5 separate regions of the Homo sapiens genome follow, and regions 1, 2, 3 and 4 are each linked to region 5. Evidence: chromatin loops called from intact Hi-C (ENCODE). Cell type or tissue: PC-3. All regions are shown on one strand. Links, peaks and the distances in the headings refer to the core of each region. The heading gives the core; the rest is flanking DNA. Region 1 has its middle 34 kb from the start of C1GALT1C1. Region 2 has its middle 29 kb from the start of LAMP2. Region 3 holds the start of CUL4B (cullin 4B). Region 4 has its middle 45 kb from the start of LAMP2. Region 5 has its middle 110 kb from the start of CT47B1.

Region 1 (6,416 bases), core at 568-5,567, 110 kb after region 5:
ATTTTAGGGTTCATTGTATTTATCACAATTTGAAATAATTTTGTTTTTCTATCTAACTGGTATGGATCAGATCTGTCCCAATTTTTCAAACAGTCAAGCCCCTTAAGCAACAGTGCATTGGTAGCTGCTAGGTTAGCTTAGCACACTTCCATAGATTCAGCCAATAAGAAGACAACTAGCCCAAATGGATACAGTTTATTACTAACACAGGCAGCAAAACAAGATCAGTATGATGTTGCTAATCCCACAGGATGACACTGAATTAGAGATGTCAGATGGCAGATGACACAAGCAATGGGTCACTCTGGTGTGCAGAAGCCAACTCTAAATTATAGCCAAGCAGTTTATGCTACAGCTCTACTGAAGTGGGCTGTGTGTGTGTATGTGTGTGATGGTACAAAGCTCTATGTTTCACTGGAACCAGGGAGGCAAATAAGAAACTACCTCATGGCACCCTCCCACAAGATAAGGAGGCAGTTGAGAAATGAGCTTGTGACAACTTATCACAATATTTCTTATCTTGCCATGTTGCAGAGAGATCACAGAGTATTCCTCCAAGATTTGAGTCAGACCATGGTTGAACCTTGGCTGTGTGACATAGGTGAAGGTGTTCAAGGTCACCAGGGCATCACAGCAGAACCATTCATTCCTCTACACTCACAACTAGAATGAAAGTTCCATGAGTCTAATGTCTGTATCTGGCTTGCTATACTGACGGTACCTAGAATAGCGTCTGGCACATACTAGATGCTCAGTAAATATTTGATCTAGGAATAAATGAATGAATAGGGGTTTATAGTGTCTACTCTTATGAGGTAAGAAAGATGTGTCTGCCATCTCTCTCCCTACCTCAAAGTGGGATCCATGTCCTTTTCTTTCCTGGTTCTTCATCTCTAATGGTTTACTTCCATCAACTGCCATCCAACTTACTTGCACTACTAAATCAGATTGAACAAATGACATTTCTAAGATATTTATTTACTCCTCTTCCTTTTTCCTCATTGAATTTTCTTGGTATTTGCTAGGAACAGTCTCTAGAAAAGTTGAATTGACTATGTTAAGATGTTGGGTCACTGACTTTTCTCCTATAGCAATGTGGTTCTCAACCCTAACTGTACATTAGAATTAACTTTTAAAAGGAAAAAAAAAAAACTTTTTCTCAGGCTCCACTGCTGGAGGCTCTGATTTAATCACTTTCTTGTGGGGCCAGAATGTGGGTAATTGTTTTCTAACTCCCCAGGTGATGTTATTTTACATCCAGGGCTGAGAACCACTGCATTAAATAAAGTATAGGCTTGTAGCCTGCACCCAGTGTTTTTTGGTGCACCTGCTCTTGAGACCTTAAATATCTAACAGAAAACAAAATATTTCATTCCATAAAAGAAAGGGAAAAATCAAATGTGAATACCCTCAGGAGAGGAATTAGACTGACCTAAAGATAGTAGGGTTTGAGCCCTAGATTCCTAAATCAGATGATCTGAGTTGGAGTGCAGACTCTGCCACTTAACCACCAGATGATTTTGGACAACTAACTTAACTTCTCTAACATGGGAAAGTACCTATCAGTATGCCTGGCATATAACAGGTCCTCAATATATTTTTATTGACTCTGTATATGAACCTCTGAATTCCATCTGTAAGTTGAGTGTAATAATGCCTGCCTGCATCCTGGGGTTGCTGTGAGACTGAAAATAGATAATGGGCACGAAGGCACTTTTTTTAAAAAAAATGATGTTTTTATTTACTTTTTATTATTATTTTTTTTTTAGAGAGACAGAGCCTCACTCTGTCACCCAGGCTGGAGTACAGTGGCATGATCATGGCCTACTGAAGCCTCAAGAGATTTCTGGGCTGAAGAGATCCTCCCATCTCAGCCTCCTGAGTAGCTGGGACTACAGGTGAGCACCACCTCATCCAGCTAATTTTTAAATTTTTCTTTTCATAAGACAGGGTCTCACTTTGTTGCCCAGGCTGGTCTCAAATGCCTGACTTCAAACAATCCTCCTGCTTTGGCCTCCCAAAATGCTGGGATTACAAGAGTGAGCCCCCACCCGCTGTCATGACTGCATTTTAAAATGCTCAGGTGCTGTACAAATGAAAAGGATAAACATTATTTTTCTTTTGTAGTATTGTTAAACATGTATATCACTTTTTTAAAATGTTTTGAAGAACCTTCATGCCTGTGGTCCTATAGAGTGTCATGAGAGCCCTGGGAAGTAAATTAGGCATCAAGTTAACTGGTAAGAAAACTGAGATAAGAGAGGTTGTGTGATCTGCGCAAGGTTGTTCAGCAAAACTAAGACTGGATCCCAGGACTGTTAAATCAAAAGCAGTGATTCTTAGCCAGGCACAGTGGCTCACGCCTGTAATCCCAGCACTTTGGGAGGCCGAGGCGGGCAGACGGTTTGAGCTCAGTAGTTCATAGACCAGCCTGGGCAACATGGCAAAACCCCACCTCTACAAAAATATATATATATTAAAAATTAGCCAGTCATGGTGGCACGCACCTATAGTCCCAGCTACTCAGGAGGCTGAGGTGAGAGGATCGCTTGAGCCCAGGAAGTTGAGGCTGTGGTGAGCTAAGATTGCGCCACTGCACTCCAGCCTGGGTGACAGCACAAGACCCTGTCTCAAAATAAATAAATAAATAAATAAATAAATAAATAAATAAATAAATAAAACAGTGCTTCTCTTCACCAGATGACTGTTATAAAAGGTCTATTAATAGCTCCCCTTAAATAAGTAGATTGGTTATCTGATCAGAGTTCTGAATTGTTGAACATGTTGGGACAATTTCTCTTACTTGACCCATTCGAAGCATGGATTGTACCTGAGGAAATCCAATAAATATTTCCCAGGTCTATATTCAATCCTCAGGTACACGATTTGTTTTGGGTTTTTGTTTCCCTCCACCTCTAGTTTTTCTTATGAAATATTTCAGTAACCATGCTGTTGGTACGTTGAGCAAAAGAAAAAGAAACCTTCCCAATTTCACCATCATCACCTTAGTTTCTTACCATGTGATGCTTTTCTAATTTCAACACTAAAAAAATACAGTGAAAATGACAACACCAAAGATGAATAACCACAAGATGGCAGAGTTTACCATTTCATTTTTTTTCTTGTTTATATCATTTATTCATTCATTCATTCAAGAATTATTCCCTGAGTGTCTACTATGTGTCTAGTGCTTTTCTAGGAGTCTAGAGGATTACAAAAGAGGTTTACATGTGATATAGATCCTGCTCTTGATGAGCTTGTGGTGGGGGGAGCCTGTGGGAAAGACATACCTGAGAACATTTAAATGAAAATACATGGTAATGTGTGATTAAAGACCAAATGCAGAGTGCTGTATGAGTTTGCAATGAGCCAGAGAAGTCTGTATGGAGGAGGGGAGAACAGAGCTAGGGCTTGAAGGATGAATAAAATAGATCGATGTAGGAAAAAAGAATAAATCCCCAGCAAAGGAACCAGTGTGGTCTATGCCACTTAGGTAGAAATGAGCAAGACACAGTCCCAGGTTAGTGGCATGACTAATCTAGTTATAATAAACAGATATTGGGTAAACAAGAATGAAATAAATTAGATCTCCATTGATTTTGTTAGAATGATGCCCACCACGAAAGCTAAACTTATCTATTAAGTCTGCCACTAACTTATTGCCTTTAGGCAAGCCGCGTGACTGATTCAACTCTAGGGTTCTCCTTTGTAAAATGTGCAGGTTGAACAAGATGACCTCAAATAGCCCTTCCAGATCTTAGAAGAAAAGGAGGGAGGGAGGGAGGGAAGGAAGGAAGGAAGGGAGGGAGGGAGGGAGGGAAAGAAAGGGGAAAAGAGAGGAGAGGGAAAAGCTGATTCTAAGTTCCCTAGCAATTACTCTATGGCCTTTGACATGGTTCAGTTGCAAAAAAGAACAGTGATAGTCTGGTATGGTGGTTACAACTTGGGGTCTACTATTAGCTAGCCTAGTTCAAGTCTTGGATCAGTCACTTAATAGCTATTTAACAATAGGCAAGTTAGCTTAGCCTTTATAAGTTTCACTCATTCATTCAACAAATATGTATGTAACACCTTACTGTGTTAGTCAGGGTACTCCAGAGAAACAGAAACAATAAAATATATTTATATCTATGTATGTATTAATAGGAAGAGAGACTCAGTTGTAGGAATTGGCTCACACAATTATGGAGGTCAAAGAGTCCCATGGTTAGCTTTCTGCAAGCTGGAGAACCAGAAAAGCCAGTGGGATAATTCAGTCTGCATCTGAAGGCCTGAGAACCAAGGAGCTCTGATGTGTGAGAGAAGACGGATGTCCCAGCTCAAGAGAGTGAATTGACTCTTCCTCCAAATTCAGGTCTTCAATAAATTGTATGATGGCCACCCACATTAATGAGGATAACCTTCTTTTTACACTCTACCAATTCAAATGCTAATCTCTTCTGGAAACGCCCTCACAGGCACACCCAAAAATAATGTTTTACCTGCTCTCTGGGCATCCCTTAAGCTAATCAAATTGACACATAAAATTACCATCACACTTACAATATGCTAAGCCCTATGTTAGTCATTGGGAATAGAGAGATAAACAAGACAAACAAGATCCCTTCCCCGGAACTTATAGTTTTGTAGAGGAGATAGCCCAAACCCAGAAAATCAAACAGCCTGTTACAGCATGCTGAGAAGAAATAAAACTCCATCATGATACGTGATTGCGATTGAGTCTTCGTGTAATCTTGAAAAACAAAGGGAACTTTCAGGGAGGTAAGAAAGGCTACAGAAGAAGGTTGCAGTCAACCTTCTGAGAATTACAATGTATTGTTTACTAAACGTGCTGGCAACGTCATCTGGCATGCAAAAACAATGGACAAGGCCCCAAATGATTGGCTTTCTAAACGGTAGTAAACCTCAAGGGTACCAATATAAAATTTATTCTTTGCTAGCGGGGAAAAATATTTTAAAAAGTTAATCTATCCTTTTTGGACTTTTGTGTCCTGATTCTCCAAAACTGATCACTTTGAGGAAACTGAATTAATTACGCATGTCCTTTGTTTGAAGGATTTTTTTTATTTTTTATTTATTTATTTATTTTTATTTTATTTTATTTTTTTTGAGACGGAATCTCCAGTGCCAGGCTGGAGTGCAGTGGCGCGATCTCGGCTCACTGCAACCTCTGCCTCCCAGGTTCAAGTGATTCTCCTGCCCCAGCTTCCCGAGTAGTTGGGACTACAGACGTGCGCCACCACACCCAGCTAATTTTTTGTATTTTTAGTAGAGATGGGGTTTCACCATGTTGGCCAAGATGGTCTCGATCTCTTGACCTCGTGATCCACCTGCCTCGGCCTCCCAAAGTACTGGGATGACAGGTCTAAGCCACTGCGCCTGGCCTTTTTTTTTTTTTTTTTTTTTTTTTTTTGAGATGGAGTCTCGCTCTATCACCCAGGCTGGAGTTCAGTGGTGGGATCTCGGCTCACTGCAACCTCCACCTCCCGGGTTCAAGTGATTCTCCCTGCCTCAGCCTCCCCAGTAGCTGGGATTCCAGGTGCCTGCCACCACGCCCTGCTAATTTTTGTATTTTTTAGTAGAGATGGGGTTTCCCCATGGTGGCCAGGCTGGTCTTGAACTCATGACCTCAGGTGATCCGCCCGCCTTGGCCTCCCAAAGTGCTGGGATTACAGGTGTGAGCCATTGCACCTAGCCTGTTTGAAGGATTTAGATAACAGCCCATTTTTCTCCACTCAAATGTTATCTGATGTGCTAGCTGATGATAAATCATTGCTGCTCGTTTAGATAGATTCAGTTTTTAATTTTTTTTTTATTTTAGAGACAGGGTCTTGATCTGTCACCCAGGCTAGGGTACAGTGACACAATCATAGCTCACTGCAGCCTACGCTTCCTGGGCACAATTGATCCTCCTCCACCGCAGCCTCCCAGGTAGCTAGGCCTACACGTGCACACCTCCACACCCAGCTAATTTAAAAATTTTTTTTGTAGAGACAAGGTCTCACTCTGTTGCCTTGGCTGGTCTCAAACTCCTGGCTCAAGCTATCCTCCTGCCTCGGCTTCCCACAGCACTGGGATTATAGGCGTGAATCACCATGCCAGGTACCAGATTTATTTTTAAAAAAGATCTTTGGCTAGGAAAGCCTTCATGATCCAAGGGATTGAATCTCAAATGGTGGAATCTGAGAAATTAAGACATGCAATGCAGGAAATAGGTTCAGGAATGCCCATTGCCCTGTGTGGTTTAACTCAGGCAGTGGTTAGGAGCAGGTGTTTGAAATCACATAAGTGGGCTTTCAGATCCAATTGCAAATCCTAGCTCTGCAACATATTGGCAGGGTGATCAAGGTAAGTTAATTCAGTTTCCTCAACTGTAAAACAAGGATAAGAAGGACCTGTCTTACAAGGTTGTTATG
Region 2 (6,416 bases), core at 571-5,570, 270 kb after region 5:
AGAATGAGATAGTATCTGTCTCACAGGGATGGATGAATGAAATGAAAAAAATATTTAGAAGTGCCTGACCTAGGTCAGGCACGGTGGCTCACACCTGTAATTCCAGCACTTTGAGAGGCCGAGGCGGTGGATCACCTGAGGCCAGGAGTTCGAGACCAGCCTGGCCAACATGGCGAAACCCTGTCTCTACTAAAAATACAAAAATTAGCTGGACATGGTGGCGCTTGCCTGTAATCTCAGCTACTCGGGAGGCTGAGGCAAGAGAATGGTTTGAACCCAAAGGCGGAGGTTGCAGTGAGCCAAGATCATGCCACTGCACTGCAGCTTGGGTGACAGAGAGAAACTTCGTCTCAAAACTAAATAAATAAAATAAAATAAAATAAAAGTGCCTGACCTGTAATAGGCATTCAGGAGATGGTAATACATTGCAAAATCTAGATAATACCTTCTAAAATCCTATAGAAATGGGGTAAGGGGATACACAATAGGAGGAATTTTCTGTGTTGTTTTTTGTTTTATTTTTTAGATGTGACCCTCCTTCATAAACATTGATTATTTTAGCTCTTTGCCATAACATCTTTAAATTCAAGATGTCACAATAATAGATTTTGGAGAAACTCAGGGCCATCCTGTGTCATACAGGATTAAAAAAATACTTTTGGAAAGTGGACAGAGACCTCTAACTCCACCTTGACCAGCCAAAAATAAGTGCTCTGGAAATTAGCCTAAGACACGCATTTCCCCAGTCAAAATATATGGTTCTTATAGATGTTTTTGACCTTCGTTGATGCAGCTTTCTTCACACGCTGCATGATTTAGTGTTTGTCCATTAGAACGTTTACTACTCTTAACTGTTCATATGTATTTTGTACAATCCTGCTAATTTTCATATTTATTTATTTCTAATTTCATTTATTTCTTTTTTCCTTTTTTTTTTTTTTTTTCCTGAGAGACAGGGTCACTTTGTCACCCAGGCTGGAGTGCAGTGTCGTAAACATGACTCACTGCAGCCTCAACCTCTTGGGCTCAAGTGATCCTCCCACCTCAGCCTCTCAAGTAGCTGGGACAACAGGCGTATGCCATCATGCCCAGCTAATTTTTTTTTTTTTTTTTTTGAGACAGAGTCTCTCTCTGTCTCCCAGGCTGGAGTGTAGTGGCACGATCTCGGCTCACTGCAACCTCCACCTCCTGGTTTCAAGCGATTCTCCTGCCTCAGCCTCCCGAGTAGCTGGGACTACAGGCATGTGCCACCATGACCGGCTAATTTTTGTATTTTTAGTGGAGATGTGGTTTCATTATGTTGGCCAGGCTGGTCTCGAACTCCTGACCTCGTGATCCACCCACCTCGGCCTCCCAAAGTGCTGGGATTATAGCCGTGAGCCACCGCCCGGCCCATGCCCGGCTAATTTTAAAAAAAATGTTTCGTAGAGATGGGGTCTCATTATGTTGCTCAGGCTGGTCTCAAACTCCTGGGTTTAAGCAATCCTCCCACCTCGGCTTCCCAACCTGCTGGGATTACAGGCCTGAGCCTTTGCACCCGGCTCTAATTTCATTTATATTGTAACCCTATGTCACTTCTTACTGGGACTTTCAACACTCTTTATATGTATCAGATATATAATATGTTAATAACGTTCATTAAACTACTCAAACATAAGCAAAATCACAGCAAACATGCCTGATGAACCACCAATGCCAGAGACCAAAATGGCAGCCAATAACCATCTGCTGGTGGCAGAGTTGATGACATTTGCTCTTCACATGTGGTTCTCTAAGAAATGTTTTAAGCAGAGGAGTCTCTGTGTATAGAGAACTTACTACGTGGCAGGCATTGTGCCAGGATTGGGAAATGCAGTGGGGAGCAAGCCAAATCTACTCTCTGCTCTCCCCAAATTCCCAGTCTAACAGAGGACACAGATCAGGAAGTGGACAGTTGCCATACAGTGTGGTGAGATGATGGGGAGCCGAACACCCACAAAGAAAGGTCACCTAATCCAGGCTTGGAGAACAGAGAAGACTTCCTGAAGGAAGTGATGTCTAAGCTGAGCCAGTAGGACGGGTAACATTGAGTCAGGCAAAGATGGAGGGAAGTGGGTCCTAGGCAGGGAACATGGTCTTTTCAGAGAGCTGAGTGATGAGGAAGGCTGGAGAGGTAAGTGGAAACCAGGCCACACAGGGCTTTATAAGCCATGGGAAAGAAGCAGGGAGTAGTTGGGTCCTCTGGAAGAAGACCTTGAAGTCTCAGCTGTCTCTTTCACTTAGCACTGTGAACTTGGACAAGTTACATATGCCTTTAAGCTTCAGTTTCCTCATGTGTGAAATGAGGACAAGGCTGGTCACGGTGGCTCACACCTATAATCCCAGCACTTTGGGAGGCTTAGATGGGAAGATTACTTGAGGCCAGGGGTTCCAGACCAGGCTGGGCAACATAGCAAGACCCCCACCTCTAAAATTTCCCTTTTTAAATTAGCCAGGCATAGCGGCACATGCCTCTAGTCCTAGCTACTCAGGAGGCTGAGGCAAGAGGATTGCTTGAGCTCAGGAGTTCGAGATTGTCTGGGCGACAAAGACCCTGTTGAAAAAAAACCAGAAAAATGAGGACGATATTCTAATAATAACTACCTCATAAGCTTAAGCTTAAGTGTTAAAAGTGGACATAAGTTACCAAATACATAATATGTGCTCAATAAGTATCAGGAATTTCTGTTCTCTTATTTTTTAGAGATGGGGTCCTTAGCAATTATTTCTATATTATTTCCTCTAAATACGAAGTTGACATTTTGGCTGTTGGAGACTTGGTGGTTTCATAGATTTGTACAGGTTATATGTATGTGTGCATATATTATATAATTATAATATAAATTAATTACATAATTATTTAATTATAATTATTTATAATATGCAATTATATATATAATTGCATGTTGGCTTTTTATCATTCCTATGCATTAAAAACTTTTTTTGCATTTACATGTTTTTGTTTATAATCTTCGTCTTTTGCTTGTTTGTTTTTGTGACAGTCTTGCTCTGTCGCCCAGGCTGGAGTGCAGTGGCGTGATCTCGGCTTACTGCAACCTCTGTCTTCTGGGTTCAAGCGATTCTCCTACCTCAACCTCCCAAGTAGCTGGAATTACAGGCGTGCGCCACCACGCCTGGCTAATTTTTGTATTTTCGGTAGAGATGGTGTTTTGCTATGTTGCCCAGGCTGATCTAGAAATCCTAGCTTCAAGCGATCTGCCCGCCTCGGCCTCCTAAAGTGCTGGGATTACGGACCTGAGCCACGGCGCCTGGCTTATAATCTTAGTTTTGTTGATTACGAAATTGTTTTATATATTGATATAGTGCTATTCTGTCTCCCTTTCTTTTCTAACTTCTCGTCCATGGCTTTATATCTTAAACATTATTATACTTCCTCCAGAGACAGTGTTTTCTCTCTTCCTCCGTCTCCTTGAAACTTGTTGGTTTTGTGCCTTCCTGCTTAGGGACTCTAAATTGGTACCGCTTAGGAAAGAGCGCCCTCTGGCATTCATCCGGTGTCAGTTCAAGAGACCATTTTCCATTACTGCGGTCTGTGGTCCCTGCCTGCTGGCTATGAGCGGAAACCTTCAGTCCCGGAGAGCGTGGAGGTTGTTAAAACTGTAGGTTTCACAATTTAAAAAAAAACCCGGCCGGGCGCGGTGGCTCACGCCTGTAATCCCAGCACTTTGGGAGACCGAGGTGGGGGATCACCTGAGGTTAGCAGTTCGAGACCAGCCTGGGCAACATGGTGAAACCCCACCTCTACTAAAAATACAAAAATTAGCCGGGCGTGGTAGTGCATGCCTGTAATCCCAGCTAATCAGGAGACTGAGGCAGGAGAATCGCTTGAACCCGGGAGGCGGAGGTTGCAGTGAGCCGAGATCACGCCACTGCACTCCGGCCTGGGTGACAGAGCCAGACTCCACTCAAAAAAAAAAAAAAAAAAAAAAAAAACCCTCTGGCTGTTATAAAATGTCCTTGTCCTTGAAATGTCGAAGGTATCACACACCTACTTATCAATATAAAGCCCACATTAATGTATCCATGCACAAAGATTATTACATACAAAGAGACTTCCCTAAAAGAAAAAGCACAAGGATTTGGAGCCCTGGCATCTAGGTCTACATATCCACTATTACTGTGTGGCCTTGGGAAAGTCTTTCTCTCAGTTGATCCTCTCATTTTTAAAATGAAAATGTTATATTAGATCGATATTTTGCAAAATGTTTTGTAGAATACTCTCTATTATGTTGAAGGCATCACACGCATACAAAAGAGAGAGGGGAGGAGAGGCTACATTATCAAATAAATTTGGAAACTGAGGGGTAAGCAAAATAAAAGTGTTTATTGCAGGACTTTGGAGAGATTTTATAGTGCTAAATACGTATTATGAATTTACAACACATGTCTACAGTTTCCCAACACCAGTTGACAACAGAATCTTTTGCTGACAGAGCACCTTGCAGGATTCTGTAATAATGCAGTATCCTTGCAATGTTGTAGTATTCTTGCAGGATTCTGAGAAAAAATAATTTTGAAAATGCTGGTCTAAGTCTGGCCAACATGGCAAAACCCCGTCTCTACTAAAAAGACAAAAATTAGCCAAGTGTGGTGGTGCACACCTGTAATCCCAGCTACTCAGGAGGCTGAGGCAGGAGAATTGCTTGAACCTGGGAGGCGGAGGTTGCAGTGAGCTGAGATTGTGCCACTGCACTCCAGCCTGGGTGACAGAGCAAGACTCTGTCTCAAAAAAAAAAAAAAGAAGAAAAAAATAAAAAAGACAAGACAAGCCAATGCTGGTCTATGCCACCATTTAATTTGGCAAATCTTCCTGATCACTGGATCCCTTTGCTAGATAAAGACAAGGCCAGGCAACTAATGTGCTGTTAGGACGCCAAGTTAATGGTAAGGAAAATCTAACAATAATCATGAATATAGCCTCTTAATCATAATAACAACAGCAATGATAATAGTTCATGTTTACTGGGAGCGCAACATTCCAAGGCACTGTACCAAGTGACTTATAAACATTATTTCATTTCATCCTTGCAACAAACCACTGAGAGAATTTATATTATTATCATCACCATTTTAAAGATGAGGAAACTTGAGGCCAAGGCAGGCCAATCGCCTGAGGTCAGGAGTTGGAAACCAGCCTGGCCAGCATGGTGAAACCCCGTCTCTACTAAAAATACAAAAATTATGACCGGGTGCAGTGGCTCACTCCTTCAATCCTAGCGCTTTGGGAGGCCGAGACAGGCAGATCACTGGAGGTTAGGAGTTCAAAACCAGCCTGGCCAACATGGTGAAACCCCGTGTCTACTAAAAATACAAAAAAAAAAAAAAAATTAGCTGGGTGTGGTGGCACACACCTGTAATTCCAGCTATTTGGGAGGCTGAGGCAGGATAATTGCTTGAACCCAGGAGGTAGAGGTTGCAGTGAGCTGAGATCACACCACTGCACTCCAGCCTGGGCAACAGAGCGAGACTCCGTCTCAAAAAAAAAAAAAAAAAAAAAAACACCAAAGATGAGGAAACTTAGTATGAGAGTGATTGAATAGCTTAAAGTCACAAAACTACTAAGTGTTAGAACTGGGATTAAAATCCAGGCTGTCTGCTGCAAAAGCTAATATGGTAAGTATGCTATAGTTAAGGTGACCACATAACTTCTTGTCCAAGTTGATGCACTTTTGAGTGGAGAGCTCTGAAACCAACTATATAACTTTTCTGAAATATTTATTTTGTACCAAAAATTGATTTTATTATATTAGTGTGCAAAAACCGTTGTCAAAAGTAAAATGCTTTATTTAAAAAACAAAGATAACATTCATCTGTGTATATTAAAGCAAAATGTTATTTATATTGATTATCTGAAAATTTTCAAATAGCCGGAGTAATTATTATTGGTACATGTTCACATAGTCTAATCAGTTTCTTAGTCCTGTCTTATAATGGATCACTGGTATTTTTGTGAAGAAGGTATTGTTTCAATATGATTTTGTTATTTTTATTTTATTGTATTTTTTGGAAACAGAGTCTTGCTCTGTCACCCAGACTAAAGTGCAGTGGTGCGATCTCCGCTCACAACAACCTCCGCCTCTCCTGTTTGAGCAGTTCTCCTTCCTCAGCCTTCCGAGTAGCTGGGATTACAGGCGCACGCCACCACACCTGGCTAATTTTTGTATTTTTAATAAAGACAGGGTTTCACCATATTAGCTAGGCTGGTCTCAAACTCCTGGCCTCAAGTGATCCGCCTGTCTCCACCTCCTAAAGTGCTGGGATTACAGGTATAAGCTACCATGCTCGGCTGATTTTGATAGTTTTAAACTTTAAAATAAAATGGTCCGCAATCATTTTTAAACTTGCATTTTAGGCTGGGTGAGGTGGCTCATGCCTGT
Region 3 (6,416 bases), core at 1,133-6,132, 210 kb after region 5:
TTTTTTTTTGAGACAGACTCTTTCTCTGTTGCCCAGGCAGGAGTGTAGTGGCACAATCTCGGCTCACTGCAACCTCCACCTCCTGAGTTCAAGCGATTCTTCTGCCTTATCCTCCCGAGTAGTTGGGATTACAGGCACCTGCCAACGTGCCCAGATAATTTTTGTGTTTTTAGTAGAGATAGGGTTTCACCATGTTGGCCAGGCTGGTCTTGAACCCCTGACCTCAGGTGATCGGCCCGCCTCAGCCTCCCAAAGTTTTGGGATTACAAGCCTGAGCCACCTAGCCTTGTTTTTTGTTTGTTTGTTTGTTTTTTGTAACAAGGTCTCACTCTGTCACCCAGGCTGGAGTGCAGCAGTGTGAGCTTGGCTCACTGCAACCTCTGCCTCAGGTTCAAGGGATTCTTTTGCCTCAGCCATTTGAGTAGCTGGGATTACAGGTGAACACCACCATGTCCGGCTCATTTTTGTATTTTTAGTGGAAACGGGGTTTCACTATATTGGCCAGGCTGGTCTGGAACTCCTGGTCTCATGTGATCCACCCATGTTGGCCTCCCAAAGTGCTGGGATTACAGGCATGAGCCACCACGCGTGGCCAGATCTGTGCTTTTTAAAACCAACATGTAACTCAGAAGACTGAAGGGCTTAGATAACCATGTGAGATAGGGAACTATTATTACTAGAATGTAGTTAAATATTAACAGGACTCAGCTATCATTTAGGTTAGTAGAAAAGTTTATCTTTGTATGGCAAAAGCAGCTTTCTCTTATCTTTATGTCCATTCCCTTTCAGTTGCACTAATATTTGTAATTTTTTAAAATGGCTAGCACTTCATATACCCTCCTAAAGATTTTAACTACATGAATTAGAACAACCTTGTTCATTAAATCCTGAAAATGAGTCAGTTAATCCTCCCTTATAAAGACACAGCATTATTTTATTCACATGCAATGAAATACTCAATTCAATAAGCATTTACCCTGCATTTACAGTGGTTCAGCATTTTGTGAACTGTGAGACACGATAAAGGAAAGTTCAATGTATTAAGGTGTCTTTCCTGGCCTTAAGAGTTTACTGTTTCTATTTGGGCAGCAAGAACTATATGGTAGGCCCAGCACTTTGGGAGGCTGAGGCAGGCGGATCACTTGAGGCCAGGAGTTCGAGACCAGCCTGGCCAACATAGCAAAACCCTGACTCTACTAAAAATACAAAAAAAATTAGCAGGCGTAGTGATACATGCCTGTAGTCCCAGGTACTCAAGAAGGCTGACGCACAAGAATCGCTTGAACCCGGGAGGCAGAGGTTGCAGTGAGCCAAGATTACACCACTGCAGTCCAGCCTGGGCGACACAGCAAGATTCTGTCTTCAAAACAAAACAAAATGAAAAAAACTATGTGGTATATTCAAAACAGATAGGAGTGCTTCCATCTGTCTCCTTTCAGGCCCCCATCTCCCTTCTCAGCGGTTCTAAGTTCCATTAGAGCCTTGCTTTCAGCAGGCTGTCATCAAATAGCAATGATATTGTCTAATAATGCCAAAGGTTGATTTGCATTTTAATCAGGGACTTTTCAAGACACAAAAACAAGTGGGCCTGTTTAAACAAAGTTAGAAAGTTGATTTATTTGCAGGGTTCTGATTCACCTATCACAAGGTATACCATACAAGCTGCTTTTACTCCACTCACAATCCTGTCACCCCTGGTTTGTAAAAGCTCTGCTTGCTGGATTGTCTCCCTGCTATCTATGATCGCCTACAGAGTAGACTCCAAATTCTTGGCTTGGTGTGCCAGGCACTTTTGAGCCTCATCTTCCTTACTCCCAGCCAGACATCCTACTTCCCAGCCTCACTGCACTTTCCATGTTTCCATAAACAGGCCTGGCCCTTTCACTCCTTGCTTTGCCCTTGTTTCCGTTCCCCAGAATGCCTTTCATCCTGTTCCCTCTTCTCTTTTTGGCAACTCCCACTTTGAGACACAGCATAAACATAATCTCTGTAGAACTCTTCCTATTCCAGATTTCTCCCAAATTTCTTGTTTTGCCTCTTCTGACAGCACTTTGTATATATGTCATATTATTGTTATGGAAATTAGTTTTGAAACTATCTTCCCCTACTGGCTTCTCAAGGGCAGAGACCTTGCATAGTCTTACCATACATGCTAACTGAATGCTTTTGCAGTTAGAATGATCAACAGGTTGGCAAATTTAGTTTTTGATATTGTGTTACCTCCCTCTGAGAATGCCCCAAGGTTAAGTAAAAACTCCCAACAGGGAATTTACAAGGTTTATTGTTGCTAATTTAACCAAACTTAAAGATTTTTTAAATCAATAATCAATTGTAAAGCATGGGGTCATGAAACACATTAGTAGAAAACACTGACTTTTGCCGATATGGTTCTAAAATGTCTCCTTTGGGACAGCGTGTAAACTGAGATTTGGCAAAAGAAGGAAGTGGGTCTTAGCTTTGTTGGGTCTATAAATTACTGAGTTAAGGACTGATAGAGTGGGGGTTAGGACGATCCTGGGCATAGTGCTGGGTGGGTGAGGGGTTAGTTACCTTTCCATTTCTTCGCCTTAGAATACACACTTAATTTGGCCAGCCAGCTTAGAAAATGCTCCTGGTAGTAAGATAAAAGGATTTACAGCTACATGAAAGAGAAAGGCATCAAAATTCAGGCCTTATTCAGCCTTGGGTCTGTGGTGCCTTGAGATAAAAGAGAAACAATTTATACCGGCACCGAATTAAAAAGTCCTTTTCTTCCTATCTTAGCTCGTTTTCTTCTCCTTTCCTATCTTAACATAGGGACATTCCTCTCCAGCAGCGGGCATAATGGCATGATTATGTTTTCCTCTATTTAGGGTTACTCCCCTAGCCTTGCAACCACTCCTTATTCTTTCATCTCTTTCAAAGTTTCTATTCTCCCGGACCCTTACGTTTTATTCCGTCCCTCCCTCTCTCCTCCTCTTCCTCCTCCTCCGTTTTCCCAGCTAGCTCACTCCGCCCCTCGCCGTCACTACCTTCCCTCCCCCGAGGCTCCTTCCCGCTCCTCCCGCCACCCCCCCCACCCCCTCGCCTTCAGAAAGCTCCAATCAGGAGCTCCGAAGGTGTCTCGAAGGCCCGCCCCCTCCTCCTATCCACTTTTCTTCCCCCCAATTTCTCCCTCCCCCCTTCCCCCCCCCACTCAAGTCCTGCGGACCTGGGGGCTTCGGGATCTGGGCGCTATGAAAAGTGTCTGCCCAGTCACTTCCGGTAAGGGCGCTGCGGCGCGAAGCTTCCCGCGGGACCGTTAAGGAGGGAGTGGGAGTTCCCGGTGGGCCAGGGAAGGAAGGCGCTGCCAGGAAAGGGGATCGCGAAGGGGAGCGGGAGCAGGAGCGAACTAGCGCGAGCGTCTGGGGCACTTTAGCCGCCCCTTTCCAGCCGCCCCCTCACGCGCGAGCTCCCCCGCCCCCCGGGCGGCTGCAGCGCTTCCCTCACCCCCACTCCCTGAGGTTGACACCGCCCCTCCCTCGGCGCCGCGTGACCGGAAATGGCGCCATCTTTAGCCTCTTGTGCTATTGACAATAACAAGCCCTGGTTCTTTCCCCCTCCCCCTTTCCCCCAACCACAGCCTCTCCCCTCCCAGGGAGAGGGAGAAAAGGAGGAGGAGCTGCAGCCTCACAGACTCGCTGAGTCGCTCCTGCAGAAAGGGGGGGAGAGAGATCGAAAAGCAGGGGAGGGGGACGGCACGGCCGTTTACCTGTCTGCCTCCTCATTCGCTCTCCCCCCTCGTTCTGCTCACTCCTGGTGTCAGCCTATCCGCCTTCCCAAACCCTCCCATTCCCCCGGTGTAGCCCCCCCCTTCACTTTCCTTCTCGTCCTCTGTGTTTCTCCTCTCTTCTTTCTTCCCTTCCCCCTCTAGCATTGCTACCTTCTCTCCTACACGCACGCAGGCATATAAACGTAGGTTTTTGATGCTCCTCTGCCTGTTGACCCCGCTATTTTCATGTTTCCAACAGGTTTTTCTTCCCCCAGTCCCTCAGCTGCTGCTGCTGCTCAGGAGGTCAGATCTGCCACTGATGGTAATACCAGCACCACTCCGCCCACCTCTGCCAAGAAGAGAAAGTTAAACAGCAGCAGCAGTAGCAGCAGTAACAGTAGTAACGAGAGAGAAGACTTTGATTCCACCTCTTCCTCCTCTTCCACTCCTCCTTTACAACCCAGGGATTCGGCATCCCCTTCAACCTCGTCCTTCTGCCTGGGGGTTTCAGTGGCTGCTTCCAGCCACGTACCGATACAGAAGAAGCTGCGTTTTGAAGACACCCTGGAGTTTGTAGGGTTTGATGCGAAGATGGCTGAGGAATCCTCCTCCTCCTCCTCCTCATCTTCACCAACTGCTGCAACATCTCAGCAGCAGCAACTTAAAAATAAGAGTATATTAATCTCTTCTGTGGCTTCGGTGCATCATGCAAACGGCCTAGCCAAATCTTCTACCACCGTCTCTAGCTTTGCTAACAGCAAACCTGGCTCTGCTAAGAAGTTAGTGATCAAGAACTTTAAAGGTAACCAAGGCCAAAATCCATAATCACCTAATAAGGATTTGACACTCGAGGGGTCACGTGCTCTATTTATGTTAATATATTAAACAGTTTGGAGGTGGCCTAATGTTTTATGCATAATCAATGAGGTGGAGGGGAGGTCCTTTTTTGGTGGAGGGTTCATTTTCCGGGGGTGGTTAGGATCCTTGTGCTGAAGCATACACCGGGTGTTTCTGTGCAGTATTTTGAGGTCTTTTTCAACCTATTGTATTTAATCTGTTATTCCTTATAACACTGACAATCGGTATGATTGATCCGGATTTTGCAGGTGAGAAATTTGTATTCTAAAGAGGTTTATTTATTTCAGGTGCATAGCGAGCCTTGGCATTGCTGGGATTTTTATTTTTATGCTTCAGTAGGCCACATTATCCAATGCCTAGAAATGCAGGTAGCAATAGTGATCTTTTTATGCTCAAATAAGATTTATAATTAGATTTATACTGTATTCATGAAACTCATTTGGAAGGAATATTTGAAGAAAAATTTATGTTCTCTGCATTTCTTTCCAAAGGTAGGGTTTGAAAGTGAAAAACATTGTGTATACACAGAAGTAGTAACTCTGTGTACCACTAGTCTAAAGATAGGAACAATTACTACATCTATTTTTTCCATCACTAAAATGGATTTTAAAGTATCGACCTGCAGCTTTTAGGAAAATTTGTTCAGACCGTGTTTGAGATATGTGAGGAGAGTATTATGAATACATTGAGGCAAATATAAAATCAGCAATTTTTAAAAATGTATTTGAGCTGAATTAATTTTTATTTGTTGAATGTGTTTCTGTTTTTCTGACTTACTTTTTCAACACCCGTAACTGCCAGGTAATCAGTGCTACAGTGTTTATTAAATAGAGAAGTAAATGAATGAACTTAAGTAATATTTATGAGATAAGTGCTTTGTGGCTGAATATTAGTATTGAGAAGATTAGGTTCTCTATGCTTGTGTTTTTAACATTGTGTGGAAATCAGGAGTATGCTCTATTTTGTCTCAAGCAGAGGGCTATGGTGTTGTCTATTTTTAACCCTTTCTTTTTTATATCACTACCTTCCCATACCCAGGCTCTCAGTTTCTGATTTAATAGTAGAGCTTTCTGAAGTCAATATGAATTGTAATTGAGTAACGTTTTCATTATTTCACTTAAAAATATATGGATTTTGTAGCTAAAGATTTTTAAATGAGTTATGATCCTGGTTGCATTTTCAAATTGGTTTCAGAGATTTTTTTCTCTCCCTCCTAAAATAAAAGCATATTATTAAGGCATTTGGATATTCTAATTAAAACTTTTTTCCCCACACTCATTGCTAGTCAGTGAAGTTTAAAGCCTAGAGTAAGATGTTTCTTTCTATTCTGAAAATGCAACATGGTTTCTGGAGTCATTTCTTTCAGTCTTTAAAAATTTCACTCTGCTCGTAAATGTAGTTTAAAACCTGAGTTAAGATGTTTCCATTTCTATAGATGCTGCATAAATGTGGGGGTCAAACAGACCTGAATTAGAATCCCAGCTTTGCCATTGACTAGCTATGATGACCTTGGGCAAGCTTACTAAATGAGTTCCAGCCTCAGTTTCCTCGGTTGTAAAATAGATTCCTCAGGGTATTGTTGGGAAGATTAAGAGGCTTATAAAGTACCTTGCACATAGACAGTACTTTAAATCTCAGGTTAAAAATTCATGTCGACTTAGGTTTTACACATGATGAAATAAGATCAGGATTGTTATTTTTTATGGTCATTCTTGAATTTTTATTTTTTTGAAGCAATACAATCAATAGGAGAAAAACCTCACCTTCAATTTTAATAGGTGAGTCAAAATGACTTAAACAGTATTATGGCATTTCAAATTTTATTCTT
Region 4 (6,416 bases), core at 885-5,884, 260 kb after region 5:
ACAGGCATTCACTACCACACCTAACTAGTTTTTTTTTTTTAATTTTTTTGTAGAGATGGGGTCTTGTTGTATTGCCCAGGCTGGTCTCAAACTCTTAAGCAATCCTCTCACCTCGGCCTCCCAAAGTGCTGGTATTACAGGCGTGAGCCATTGTGCCCAGCCTCATGGCAATCTTTTATCATCCTTTTTAATTCTGCAAGATCAGTAGTAATATCCCACTTTCATTTCTGATTTTAGTAACTTGAGTCTATTCTATGTTTTTCTTTTTTTTTTTTTTTTTTTTTGAGACGGTATCACCCTGTTGCCCAGGCTGGAGTGCAGTGGCACAGTCACAGCTCACTGCAGCCTAAACTCCTGGGCTTCAGCGATCTTTCTGAGTAGCTGGGACTACAGGTGCATGCCACCACACCCAGCTAATTTTTTAAAAATTTTTGCAGAGATTGGGTCTCCCTATGTTGCCCAGGCTAGTCTTGAACTCCTGGCCTGAAGCAATCTTTCCATCTTGGTCTTCCGAATTTCTGGGATTACAGGCGAGAGCCATCATACCTGGTCTATTAGTGATTTCTAATTTTACTCCATGTGGCCAGAGAAGATAGTATATGATTTCAGTCTTGTTAAATCTATTGAGAGTTGTGTGGCCTAACGTGATTTATCCTGGAGAATGTTTCATGTGGAGTTGAGAAGAATGTGTATTCTACTGTTTTGTGTGGAATGTTCTGTATATGTCTACCGAGCCAAGTAGGTTTGTAGTGTTGTTCAGTTTTTCTATTTCCTTATTGATCTTCTGTCTAGTATTATCCATTATTGAAAGTGGGGTATTGAAGTCTTCAACCATTATTGTAGAACTGTCTATTTCTGCCTTCAATTCTACCAGTTTTTACTTCATATATAGTGGGACTGTTAGGTATGTCTGTTTATGATTATTAATACCTTACCCCTATATCAATATATATTATTGTTGTCTCTTGTAATAATACACTTTTTTACTTAAAAGTCTATTTTATCTGACATTAGTGGAGCAACCCTAGCCCTCTTTTGGTTTGGTTTGCTTGCAATGTCTTTTTCCATCCTTTCTCTTTCAACTTGTTTGTGTCTAGAACCTAAAGTGAGTTTCTTGTCGACAATTTATAGTTAGATCTTGGTTTTAAATCCATTCTGCCAATCTCTGACTTTTGAAATTGGAGAGTTTAATTTTTTTACATCTAAAATAATTACTGATGAGGAAGGACTTCTGTCATTTTGCTATTTGTTTTCTATGTATCATATTTTTTTTGTTCCTTAATCCTTTATTACTGCCGTCTCTTGTGTGTGTTTCTTTTTAAATTCATGGGTTTTTTGTTCACTGCTGTACTTGATATATATGAAGTAACAAATACTGCATTTTTACTTATATATTTATTCTTGGTTGAATTAATTTTATAATCATAAACATCTAGTAGAAATAACATAAGCTTACTCGACTAGTAAACTCAGAATAAAAGTTGTGTGTCTGCATTATATTTAATGCTGATGCTGACAACTCTGAAGGCATTTTCTTTTCTTTTTTTTTTTTTTAACTAAACCAACAGTATTATTTACCAAAGATTACCAGTCAAGTGAACTTGAAAAGCATTTGGGTTAGTTCTTCTGTTTTCTAAGAGAATACTTAATTTATGTAAGTTTCTCTTTCTGTCCTTTTTTTTTTTTCTTGAGACAGTCTTGCTCTGTCGCCCAGGCTGGAGTGCAATGGCGCTATCTTGGTTCACTGCAACCTCCGCCTCCTGGGCTCAAGCAATTCTCCTGCCTCAGCCTCCCGAGTAGCTGTGATCATAGGCACATGCCACCATACCTGGCTAATATTTGTATTTTTTGTAGAGATGGGGTTTCGCCATGTTGCCCAGCCTGGTCTTGAACTCCTGAGCTCAGGTGATCTGTCTGCCTCGGCCTCTCAAACTGCTGGGATTACAGGCGTGAGCCACCATGCTCGGCATTTTTTTTTTTTTTTTTTTGGACACGTGGTCTCTGTTACTTATACTGGAGTGCGATGGCAGGATCATAGCTCACTGCAGCCTGGAACTCCTGGGCTCAAGCAATTCTCCTGCCTCAGCCTCCTAAGTAGCTAGGACTACATGCACAAGCCACTATGGCTAGCTAATTTTTAAATTTTCTTTTGTAGAGACGAGGATCTCGTTATGTTGCTGAGGGTGACCTTAAGCAATCCTCCTGCCTGGGCCTCCCAAAGTTCTAAGATTACAAGCCTAAGCACCACACTCAGCCAGGTTTATTTTTCTTAAAGCCAGTGAAGTAGACCTTGTTTACAAACTACATAATACCATGGGGATAGAAAAATGTCATATCTACAGAGACATACATAAACATACAGATACAAACAGATTTTACAGCTTTCATTTAAAAATTTTAGCCATGTATCAGGTACAATAATATGAAACTCACTCGTTTGTAAGAGAATAGCTGTATCTAAATTGTGTTTCTAGCAGATAGAGTAAGTTAAGGTTACCTACTCAGATGGCTAAAGGTTTTTACAAGTATTTGTGGAAAAGACAAGATTCTTCATTTGCCCAATTTCCAAACAGCTCCTTTTTTTTCCTTCAGGTGAGAGTCATCTCCTTGAGATTTTCATTTCAAAAGAGATAGCCCTCAGGCCCTAGAGAAGAAATTTTACATCTCAAAGACACAGAGAAAGGATGAAAGTTCTCTCCTAGGAGTTTTGTAGCATATTTGCCTATTTCCAGAGGTCAGTCATGAGGCTGTGGACTAAAATGTAGGTGACTGAGGAGACACCTAGTGGTTGTCTATCTCCAAAGCCCATCGGAGTGGATGAAATATCCAGTCTATTTCTAACTAGCCTTCCTTTTCTTTTTAGCCTCATGTAATTGCTTTTGGATGTCCCTAAGTCTCTTGAGAGCCAGAGTTCTACAGTTCAAGAGACTAAGGGGCTGGAGTGGGAAGGTAAAAGGTCTCACAGTAGTGGACAGAAGGATGGAGGAGGTAGGGGCTTGGAGGGGGAACAGATCAAGGTTCAAAGAAACTGAATTAAAGATCGAAAGTGGCAGAAGGAGGAGCAGAAGCAACGGGGAGGAAGAGGTCTTAGCACCAGTTTGGGGAGATCTTAAGTTTTCTGAAGAAGCCAATGAAGTTTCAAGTTATTAGCAAAATTGTGTCAACGAAAAGGAGGTGGCCAGAGTTGGCAGAGCATATAGTTTGCAGGATTTTGAGAAAGGAATTTCAGTTGACTGAGGTTTCCATGGAAGGAACAGGATCAAAAAGAATAGAGAATATTCCTGGCAGAATTGAACTCCTTTTTTTTTCTTTTAAACCAAAGGTGTAATCATAATATGTTTCTTGCCCAATGTACACAGCAAATCAATATGCTGAGATGCTGGGTTACAGCAGAGAAAGAGGTTTTTGTTTTTTGTTTTTGAGACGGAGTCTCGCTCCGTCACCCAGGCTGGAGTACAGTGGCACAATCTCGGCTTACTGCAGCCCATGCCTCCCAGGTTCAAGCAATTCTCCTGCCTCAGCCTCCCGAGTAGCTGGGATTACAGGCGCGTTACCACCACGCCCAGCTAATTTTTTTATTTTTAGTAGAGACGGGGTATCACCATGTTGGCCAGGCTGGTCTCAAACTCCTGACCTACAGTGATCTACCTGCCTCAGCCTCCCAAAGTGCTGGGATTACAAGCATGAGCCACTGCGCCCGGCCGAGAAAGAAGTTTAATGGTAGGATAATTAAAGAGATGGGAGGAAACCTCAAATCTATCTCCCCAAGGAATTTGAGGTTAGGGTTTTAAAGGGTTTTGGAGTGGGCCAAAGTGTGGAGATTGTTGATTGGTTGAAGAGTGCAGGATGAAGTCATAGGACTTGGAGATGAAGAAACTGTATTCTTGGCCAGGTTGATGCCTATAATCCCAACACTTTGGGAGCCCAAGGCAGGAGGATTGCTTGAGGGAAGTAGTTCAAGACCAGCCTGGCTAACATAGGGAGACCCCATCTCTACAAAAAATTTTTTAAAATTAGCTGGGTGTAGTGGTATCTACCTGTAGCCCCAGCTACTAAGGAGGCTGAGGCTGGAGGATTACTTAAGCCCAGGAGTTTGAGGCTTTAGTGAGCTATGATTGTGCCACTTCACTCCAGCCTGGCTGAGGAGCAAGACTCTATCTTAAAAAAAGAAACAAGTATATTCTTGTGCTGATTTGGTTCCTCTCTGAGGGTCTTGAAACTGGTTGGCTTCAGCCTTTCCACTAGAATTCAGGATCCTGAGAATATCTTAAGCAGTCTTTAAACGAAAGCCTTATAATTCCAATGTCAGAGATCCTATCTATAGGAACAATGGGAATGCAAATAGTCAGTATCTAGTACTACATGACTTTCAGCAAAAGGAAAGTGGGCCAAAGGGCAGCCTGATTAATTTTTAACTATATTTCTGTCCAGAACCTGGCATGCAATTCATGTCACCCCACTGGGGATATTTTCAGAGTTATATTTATCGAGTGACTTGACCAAAACCAATAAGCCCTTAATGGCTTAACTGTGGGTATAAGGGGTGTCTTCATAGAGGGTGCAAAGATACAGCCCTCCCCCCAACTGCCAAGATCCAGAACCACTCCCAGAGATAGCCAAAAGACAGAGAATCCTCTGAGAGCTGGCAACAGTTGGTAGGACCCTAGATACAAGTAGGGTGCAACCCCCATTTCTGTCCGGCCATATTATTGGGGGCTGCCAACCTTTCAGTTGGCTGCCTGCAAATACAGGCTTGATAACCTGTGTGCCCGGACAGGTAGAAAGCCAAGCTAAGCTTTCAGGACACGAGACCAACAGGAAAGCAAAAGCTGTCTCTGAGAGGGAAAGGATCAAGCCAGAGTCATAATCCAAAAAAATCAATTGGTACAGATGTTTTCCTCCTGCTAATCAAAGTTAGAAAGTAAGGAGCAAAGAAAAGTGTTTGCCTTCCTCTTCTCTACTAGGTGCTACAGACAGATCCAGGAGAGTTGACTTTGGTAAGAATTCTTACCCTTAGCCAGCTTCTGTCAGTTTCCCCGGGATCTCATTGGCAGGTTCCAGAGTGAGCAGGGTACCCCAGAGATCCTATCCTCATCACCAGAAACTCTAGGGGAGGAAAGATAATTTTCTCTCTACCCTTCATAGTTGTTAATTGTGATGGACTCCTGTAACAAAAGATAGATTCACAAGAGAAAAACAGTTTAATAGCTTGTACAGCAGTCCCCCCTTATCTGAGGAGAGTATGTTCCAAGACCCCTGGTAGATGCCTGAAATCACGGATAGTACCAGACCCTATATATACATTTTTTCCTATACATACCTATACTTCATTTATAAATTAGACACAGTAGGAGATTAACAACAATAAAATAGGACAATTGTAACAATTTGCTAGCATTACTACTCTTGTGCTTTGGGGCCATTGTTAATTAAAACAAAGATTACTTGAACAGAAGCACTGCAGTACTGCAACAGTTGATCTGATAACCAAGATGGCTACTAAGTGACTAATGGGTGGTATATACAGTATGGATGTGCTGGGCAAAGGAATGATTTGCATCTTGGGTGGGATGGAGCAGGACGGCATGAGATTCCATCATGCTATTCAGAATGGCATGCAATTTGAAAGTTAGGAATTGTTTATTTCTGGAATTTTCCATGTAATATTCTTGGACCATGTTGACCACAGGTAACTGTACCCAGGGAAAACAAAACTGCTTATAAGGGGGGACTATTATATGCCTCATGTATACATCCAACCAGGGAAGGATGAGTAAATCTCCCCTTCTGTTGTATTTGATTGATTTTTTTTTGTAGTATACCGTTTTGATTCTCTTCTCATTTCCTTTTATGCATATCTTTTTTTTAAATAGAAGCAAAGTATCACTGTGTTACCCAGGCTAGACTAGAGCTCCTGGGTTCAAGTGATCCTCCCTCCTCAGCCTCCTGAGTAGCTGGGAGTATAGGTGCACGCCACCTCGCCTGGCTTATTTTCATATATATATCTTTTAGGGTTTTTTTCTTAGTGGTTACCCTGGGGATTATGATGGGCATCTTAAGTTTACAACTAACTAGTATGAATTAATACTAATTTAGCTTCAATAGTATATATAAAAACTGCTTCTATACAGCTCTACCTCTCCTCCTTTATGTAGTTATTGTCCCAAAGTACATCTTTATATATTGTGTGCCTATTTAGAGATGAAATCTTTCTCAGATTTCTTAGTCTGAAATAGCCAATGAGACATTCTTAAGTTGAAAGCAATATAAATATTGGCACGAGTTGCTTTTAGATATTCAATTGTTTTGTGTTAATTTAAAAATCCCTTCTGTGCATAAACGCATTTTCTTTTCATTAACTATATGTCAGAAGTTTGTTTCGTTGGTTTGTTTTTGTTTGAGACAGAGTTTCACTC
Region 5 (6,416 bases), core at 610-5,609:
CAGAGGGAAATAAGAAGCCATTGAAAGATAGAGAGATGCATGATCAGATGTCTTTACATTTCTAAAAGAAAATTACTCTGGTTACCATGTGGAGGACAAGTGATTGAGAAGATATCAGACAGGTGAGGGAAATCAGTTGAGAGGTGTTCCAGTAAACCAGGTGAGAAATGAGGACCACACCTAAGACAGTGCACTGAGGATGGAGACTGAGTCGACGGGACAGGTTCAAACAATATTAAGGGAGTAGAACAAAAAAGACTTGATGACTTACTGAATATCAAAGACGGAAGAGGGGAGTCATTTGTGTATATCTGCATGGGGTGGGGACATTTAGGGTGAACATAGACTGGGATACAGATATGTCTAGGTATACCTAATAAACTAATATAGCCAAGCATCAGTTTCCTGGGTCCTGTGTTAAGAAGTGTGAGTTATTGGCCGGGCGCGGTGGCTCACGCCTGTAATCCCAGCACTTTGGGAGGCCGAGGCGGGTGGATCATGAGGTCAGGAGATCGAGACCATCCTGGCTAACAAGGTGAAACCCCGTCTCTACTAAAAATACAAAAAATTAGCCGGGCGCGGTGGCGGGCGCCTGTAGTCCCAGCTACTCGGGAGGCTGAGGCAGGAGAATGGCGTGAACCCGGGAGGCGGAGCTTGCAGTGAGCCGAGATTGCGCCACTGCAGTCCGCAGTCCGGCCTGGGCGACAGAGCGAGACTCCGTCTCAAAAAAAAAAAAAAAAAAAAAAAAAAAAAGTGTGAGTTATTGCTGTTAATATGATCTCTATTTTCATATCAAGATAGTCATCTGTGGAAACTTGCAGTAATCCTAGGAAGACTCCAAGGCTTCCAGCTTAGGAAACTGAGTGGACACATTTTAGTGAGAGCTTCCCTGGAAATTGCTCAAATTAATAATAACAGAAATCCAAGACTGTAAGTACAGGGAGGGTTGAACCTCACTAAGCTGGAACCACAATGCGATTTGGGGCCCTAGCTGGCTCTGGACCTATATGCTAGTGTTCCATCATTAACCCAACTCAGTTCTACTCTTCAGTCTGATTCTTTCTGTTATGTTACCAGATAGCAGATTTTTTTTGTGGAAGCAGAATGATATTAACATATTAATCATAATAGTTCCTATCCCATTATTTCCTGTTATCATTACTGTTTTCCCGTTCCTCCCACTCATACCAGAGGGCTCCTTGGGCGACAGAGAAAATGAAGCAGATGAGAAGCAAAATCATTATATGTTAGTGGGAATCCCTGTGCCCTACAAGCCTGAGCCAATTTCTTGGGGACAATCATAAAACCAAATGAATAGGCTGGGGGCGGGGTTCAAAAATAAACTGGACATGTGCCTAACTTCTTAGATGGAGCCCAGAGAAGTGGAAAGCCCTGCAGAGTTATCCCTCACCAATATGCAAAAGGAGCAATAGAGATGGTTGTGTCACATATCTATGCAAAGGAACTGAGATAGCCTCATGGAACTTCGCAACAGTGGTGTTAGGAGCAGTCAGATGTACCCCTCTGGGTACAGAGGAGCAAGGAAATAGCTGAGAGAGAGCTGAAATCAGGAAGACTTGGCGCTCAGGACAATAATCTAACAGTGGATGGCTTTCTACCACAGTAGAAAGTGAAAACACCACAAACATAGATGCCATCTGCAGCTGGGAAGGAGGAGGTTGGCACTCTGAATTCACTAAGGAAACCCTGAACTAACTGAAATTTAAAATGACGGAAATTAAGTTTCTGCCAACTGGCCAAATGGAAACTGAAAACAGATATAGGAAACAAATACGTTACATTTTATAATAAGTTACATAATATGGACTGAGATTCCTATCCAACTACATTTACTTCAAGTTGAGGCTCTTCGTGAAGGAAGAAATCTGATTGTGCCAGTTCATATTGCATGCTAGGCCATGGGGTCACTAGCCAGTGAGGAGATTACTGTCCTTGAAGTAGCAGGTGCTCATTCCTGATCCAATAAGGAGAAGCAGGTCTGAAATTATTAGTTGAGGCTGATTATTAGCAGATTGCTCTAAAAGAAATCTCAGTGGCTTAACACGAAATGGCTTAATGGTTTATTTCTCACACATGCTATAGTCTAATATGGAACATGGAGTGGCGTGGATGGCTTTGCACCATGCAGTCATTCACATATCCATGCTCTTTCCATCATGTGGCTTCTGCCATCTTTTAGGGTCTCTGGGTCTTCCACTGGATCCTCTTTTTCTGGCAGGTTCATGTGCCAGGCCTAGAAGTGGCACTCATCATTTTGGCTCACATTCCACTGACAAGAACTGTAATACAGCCCCATCTAGGAGCAAGGGGGCAGAGAAATGCCATCTGGTGGTATACTCAGGAAGAAGAGGAGAAGACAGACATTATTGAGCCCTACTTGTCTCAACCAGGGAAGTGAGGACTGAGGAAGGGTCAAGCTAGATGGCGGCAGTCATTTTCCTTTCCCCTCCCCAAAAGGTTCTGTACAATGCTTTTCACTAATGAGTAAAACTTAGAGAAGTTCCTGGAGTAACATCTGTTTTTAGAGCAGAAGTTTCCAGAATAGATAATTAATGCTATGGAAAAGATAGGAGGAAGTGAAGTTCCTCACATTAAAAGCTGCCTAACTGAAGCCTTCAGACACGAGGAAAAAAGCTTGAGAAAGTCACTCTGAAGACTATTATATAGGTTGATTATAGCCATAATGACCCATAAAGCTTGGAATTCCATACTGTGTCAGAGCCTCCAGGTATGGAGCATTCTTGAATCTAATTTGTATTCTAACCAAAAAGTAAAAGGCCAACCACCAACAAACCAACTAAAAACCCCACCCAGTTCTCTTGACACACTTTGCTCTTAAGGGAATATGGACAGAAACACTTAACTCAAAGTGAACCCCTTAACTCAAATTGAGCCCCTGAATTCCAATAATTTAATATCTGTTGGCTGTGTGTTACATTCCTAATAAATAGCTTACATTTCAAACTCTGTTTCAGCAACTACTTCCACAGAATCCATCCTACAACATCAGACCAGGTCAGTTCAGTGACAATGCCAAGTGTGTTTAGTGCAGAAAAAAGCAAGTGACTTCTGGGGCACTTGGTCAGGGCTCAGGGTCACTGCTTGAATGGTTGCCAAGAGACAGAAGTTTGATTTTCTCTGGCCACAAGTCTCTGGCACTGAGAACTACATAGATTTGTTGAGGGCCCTGAAACTGAAGACAAATCTGATGACAGAAAGACAGAAGAAGGAGACCTTATCCCTGGGAAGAACTATCCATCAATATAGAGACTTAGTTAAATGAATTAGGATGCACTGCTACACCAGAATGATCCACAGCCCTTAAAAAGAAAGAAACAAAAGTACATTTGCTGACATGGGAGAATGCCCAAAATATATGGTTATCTGAATTTTAGAAAGCAAGTTTTAGAAAAACTTTAGTAATATGATACCATTTTAAAATTAACACATTTTAAATAAATTGGAATTTTAAGAATTTGAAATATTGTGATATAAAATATTTTAGCTTCAGTATATGTACAACGTTTGAAATAATGCAAGTCCTCCCAAATTAAAATGTCACTAAGAATCACATAATTTCAAAGTTGGAAGTCTAAGTGAACTGTAAGTCATGTTTACACTATTGCCACATGGTGGCACCAGTTTAGCTGACAAACAGAAATTCTGCCCTTCCTTTGTCAAGGCTGGTTTTGAATTACGCAAATATCTAATTATGTGGTGCCCTCAGGAACACATTCCTTGCATAAAACACAGCTGACCTGAGTACTGGTAGGCAGAACATCTGGAGGAATAGGTACCAAACTTAACCGCGGTCATCTCTGGAGAGTGGAAGTGGGGAGGGTGACTGTTGCTTGTCCATGTTTATATACTTACAATTTTATTATTTTTATATTCAGTAAGAATGGGAAACAATTTCTGATTAAAATAAATGCCTTCTTTGGATTCTTAAGCAAAACCCCAAGTGTATTTCAAATGCCATGCAGATGGCAGACAACACACACTAGGCAAGGGAAGAGGCATGACATCCTTTGGCCAGACATCTGGTGCTCCATATGAAATAGAGTCAAAGCCAAAGGAATGGGAATGCCTCAGCCATTCCGGCCCTAGCGATGTCTCCATCATGTCCAGGGTTTTTTCCCGGGCTCCCTCAGCATAGCAGTCTTTAGCCCAGCAATCATGCACGTAACCACTGGGCAGCATGACCTTACCCCTCCCCCTAATTCTGATCCTGGAGCTTTCATCAGCCTCAAAGGGCCCAGTGCAGTGGCTCATGCCTGTAATTACAGCACTTTGGGAGGTCGAGGCAGGAAGAACACTTGAGGTCAGGAGTTCGAGACCAGCCTGGCCAACATGGTGAAACCCCATCTCTACTAAAAATATATAAATTAGCTGGGCATGATGGTGCACGCCTGTAGTCCCAGCTACTCGGGAGGCTGAGGCATGAGAATCCCTTGAACCCAGGAGGCGGAGGTTGCAGTGAGCCAAGACTGTGCCACTGCACTCCAGCCTGGGTGACAGAGTGAGACTCTGACTCAAAAAAATAGAAGTAATAAAATAAAATAAATTAATTAATTGATAATGCCAAGATTGAAAACTTTGGCAGCTCATAATTTTGCTGAAAGAAGAATGGCCATCGTCTTTGCTCAATAACTGCAAAATATTTTCATATTTAGATTCCCAAAAACCAATTCAGATGACTGATTCAATGATGTTTTGTTTTTCATTTCTACATCATCCTTTTCTTTCTAGTCATCTTTGGATACACATCTGCTTTCAGCATTTGTCCACTTATAAACTATATCAAGTAAATTTTCATGTAGAAACATAAAAGTCATACATCCTTTTAGCAAAACAGGATGGCTCAGGTTCCTGTAACCAAATATTGCCTGATGAAGTCCTTCCTGTTGAATGACTAACTGGATAAGAATGCCATATTTCCTTTTTGTACTTGGACATATACTATTCCCTCATAGGTTCTTAAGTTTGAAAAGTCGTATCTAAGATATTGACATCTGTAGACTCACAGTCTGAGATTTCACTTATATGAGCAATTTTACCATCACCATTAGTCTAGAGTGCTGTCGTGTGTTTTGATTCATCTAATTTATCTAATCTAATAATTGAGAAATGTCTGTTCTCTGGGAACAAGTTGCTTCACTGAGACCTAGCTTCTCTAAACTTGGAACCCTTAAATAATAATAATAATAACAAAAAATGACAAGCTGCTCCTTTTCAACCTTGAGTAGCTTCCCACTTTGGTAAGAATAAAGCCAGATTTCTTACAATGGTGTCTAAAGCCCTCACAGTCTGCCACCTCATATTCCTCTGACCTCTAACTCCTTCTGGTCTCACCCTCATTCACTCTGCTTCAGCCTTACCAGCTTCCATGCTGTGTCTCCAATACTCCAGGCATGTTCCTGATTCAGGACCTTTATACTTACTAGGCCCCCTGCCTGGAACACTATTCTCACAGACTGCTTATTACTTTCAAGGGAAAAAACTGTAAGCACACAGTAGAGAAATTGGAAAACACTTTTTGAAAAGATGGTCAACGTTAGCATTATCAAAGGGGCAGATGGATATCAAGGACCTCTGTGATGTACTGAGATGGACACAGCACCACTTATGTAGTTTTCCAAACAGGGACACATAACCTCAATCTAACCATGAGGAACCATCAAAAAACCCAAAATAAGGAGTGTCCAATTTTTTTTTTTTTTTGGAGACGGAGTCCCGCTCTATTGCCCAGGCTGGAGTGCAGTGGCGCCATCTCGGCTCACTGCAATCTCCACCTCCCAGGTTCAAGCAATTCTCCTGCCTCAGCCTCCCGAGTAGCTGGGACTACAGGTGCCCGCCACCATGCCCAGCTAATTTCTTTTGTATTTTAGTAGAGACGGGTTTTCACTGTGTTGCCCAGGCTGGTCTCGAACTCCTGAGCTCAGGCAATCCGCCCACCTCGGCCTCCCAAAGTGGTAGGATTACAGGTGTCAGCCACTGCGCCCAGCCTAGGAGTGTTCTATTATTTTAAAAAAAGATCTTATTCTTCAAAAGTATCAGTGTCATAAAAGGCAAAAGCTATGGAAATGTTCCAGATTAAAAGAGGTGAAAGAGACATAGCCAAAGGCAATACCTGACTCTAGATTGCATCCTATGCTGGAGGGGCAAATAATGCTAAGAAGAATACTATTTAGTAAATTGGAAACATTGCCATAGAGTCAGTAGATTAGATAAAATACTGTATCTGCATTACATTTACTGAAGTTGATAATTATACCATGCTTATGTAAGAGAATATCATTATTCTAAGGAAATACACATTGAAGTATTAAGAGTCCATGATGATATATACATTACTCTCATACAGTTCAGGAATATATGTGCATATATACATACAT

The links. Peaks named below come from ENCODE experiments on the same cell type or tissue, not always from the same donor. Only the 100,000 strongest peaks of a DNase experiment are listed, where the experiment ranks them.
Region 1: a loop joins it to region 5, with 11 times the contacts of the local background. A loop is called at or near these places in 12 of 110 quality-filtered maps.
Region 2: a loop joins it to region 5, with 11 times the contacts of the local background. A loop is called at or near these places in 68 of 110 quality-filtered maps.
Region 3: a loop joins it to region 5, with 7 times the contacts of the local background. A loop is called at or near these places in 3 of 110 quality-filtered maps.
Region 4: it touches region 5 in a loop (7-fold over the local background); 16 of 110 quality-filtered maps call a loop at or near these places.

Annotation. Positions count from the first base shown.
Region 1 is chrX:120,660,982-120,667,397 of GRCh38, reverse strand. No RefSeq gene overlaps it. Among named protein-coding and RNA genes, the nearest start is that of C1GALT1C1, 34 kb to the right of the region's middle. In PC-3, for the core only: a CTCF peak has its summit at 3,109 (motif pointing right); no DNase peak of the experiment used is centred there; H3K27ac peaks cover 1,304 bases.
Region 2 is chrX:120,495,329-120,501,744 of GRCh38, reverse strand. No RefSeq gene overlaps it. Among named protein-coding and RNA genes, the nearest start is that of LAMP2, 29 kb to the right of the region's middle. In PC-3, for the core only: a CTCF peak has its summit at 3,513; a DNase peak (open chromatin) is centred at 3,544.
Region 3 is chrX:120,558,199-120,564,614 of GRCh38, reverse strand. CUL4B (cullin 4B) reads left to right here and starts at 3,653. Exons shown (of 20, transcript NM_001079872.2): 1 at 3,653-4,532. The coding sequence starts at 3,977. RefSeq lists silencers at 3,004-3,053, 3,354-3,433 and enhancers at 2,814-3,698, 3,407-3,701, 3,699-4,584. In PC-3, for the core only: no CTCF peak of the experiment used is centred there; DNase peaks (open chromatin) are centred at 3,094 and 3,564; H3K4me3 peaks cover 4,129 bases; H3K27ac peaks cover 2,369 bases.
Region 4 is chrX:120,510,800-120,517,215 of GRCh38, reverse strand. No RefSeq gene overlaps it. Among named protein-coding and RNA genes, the nearest start is that of LAMP2, 45 kb to the right of the region's middle. In PC-3, for the core only: a CTCF peak has its summit at 2,775 (motif pointing left); a DNase peak (open chromatin) is centred at 2,765.
Region 5 is chrX:120,767,414-120,773,829 of GRCh38, reverse strand. No RefSeq gene overlaps it. Among named protein-coding and RNA genes, the nearest start is that of CT47B1, 110 kb to the left of the region's middle. In PC-3, for the core only: CTCF peaks have their summits at 2,169, 2,380 (motif pointing left) and 3,635 (motif pointing right); DNase peaks (open chromatin) are centred at 3,699 and 4,939; H3K27ac peaks cover 2,906 bases.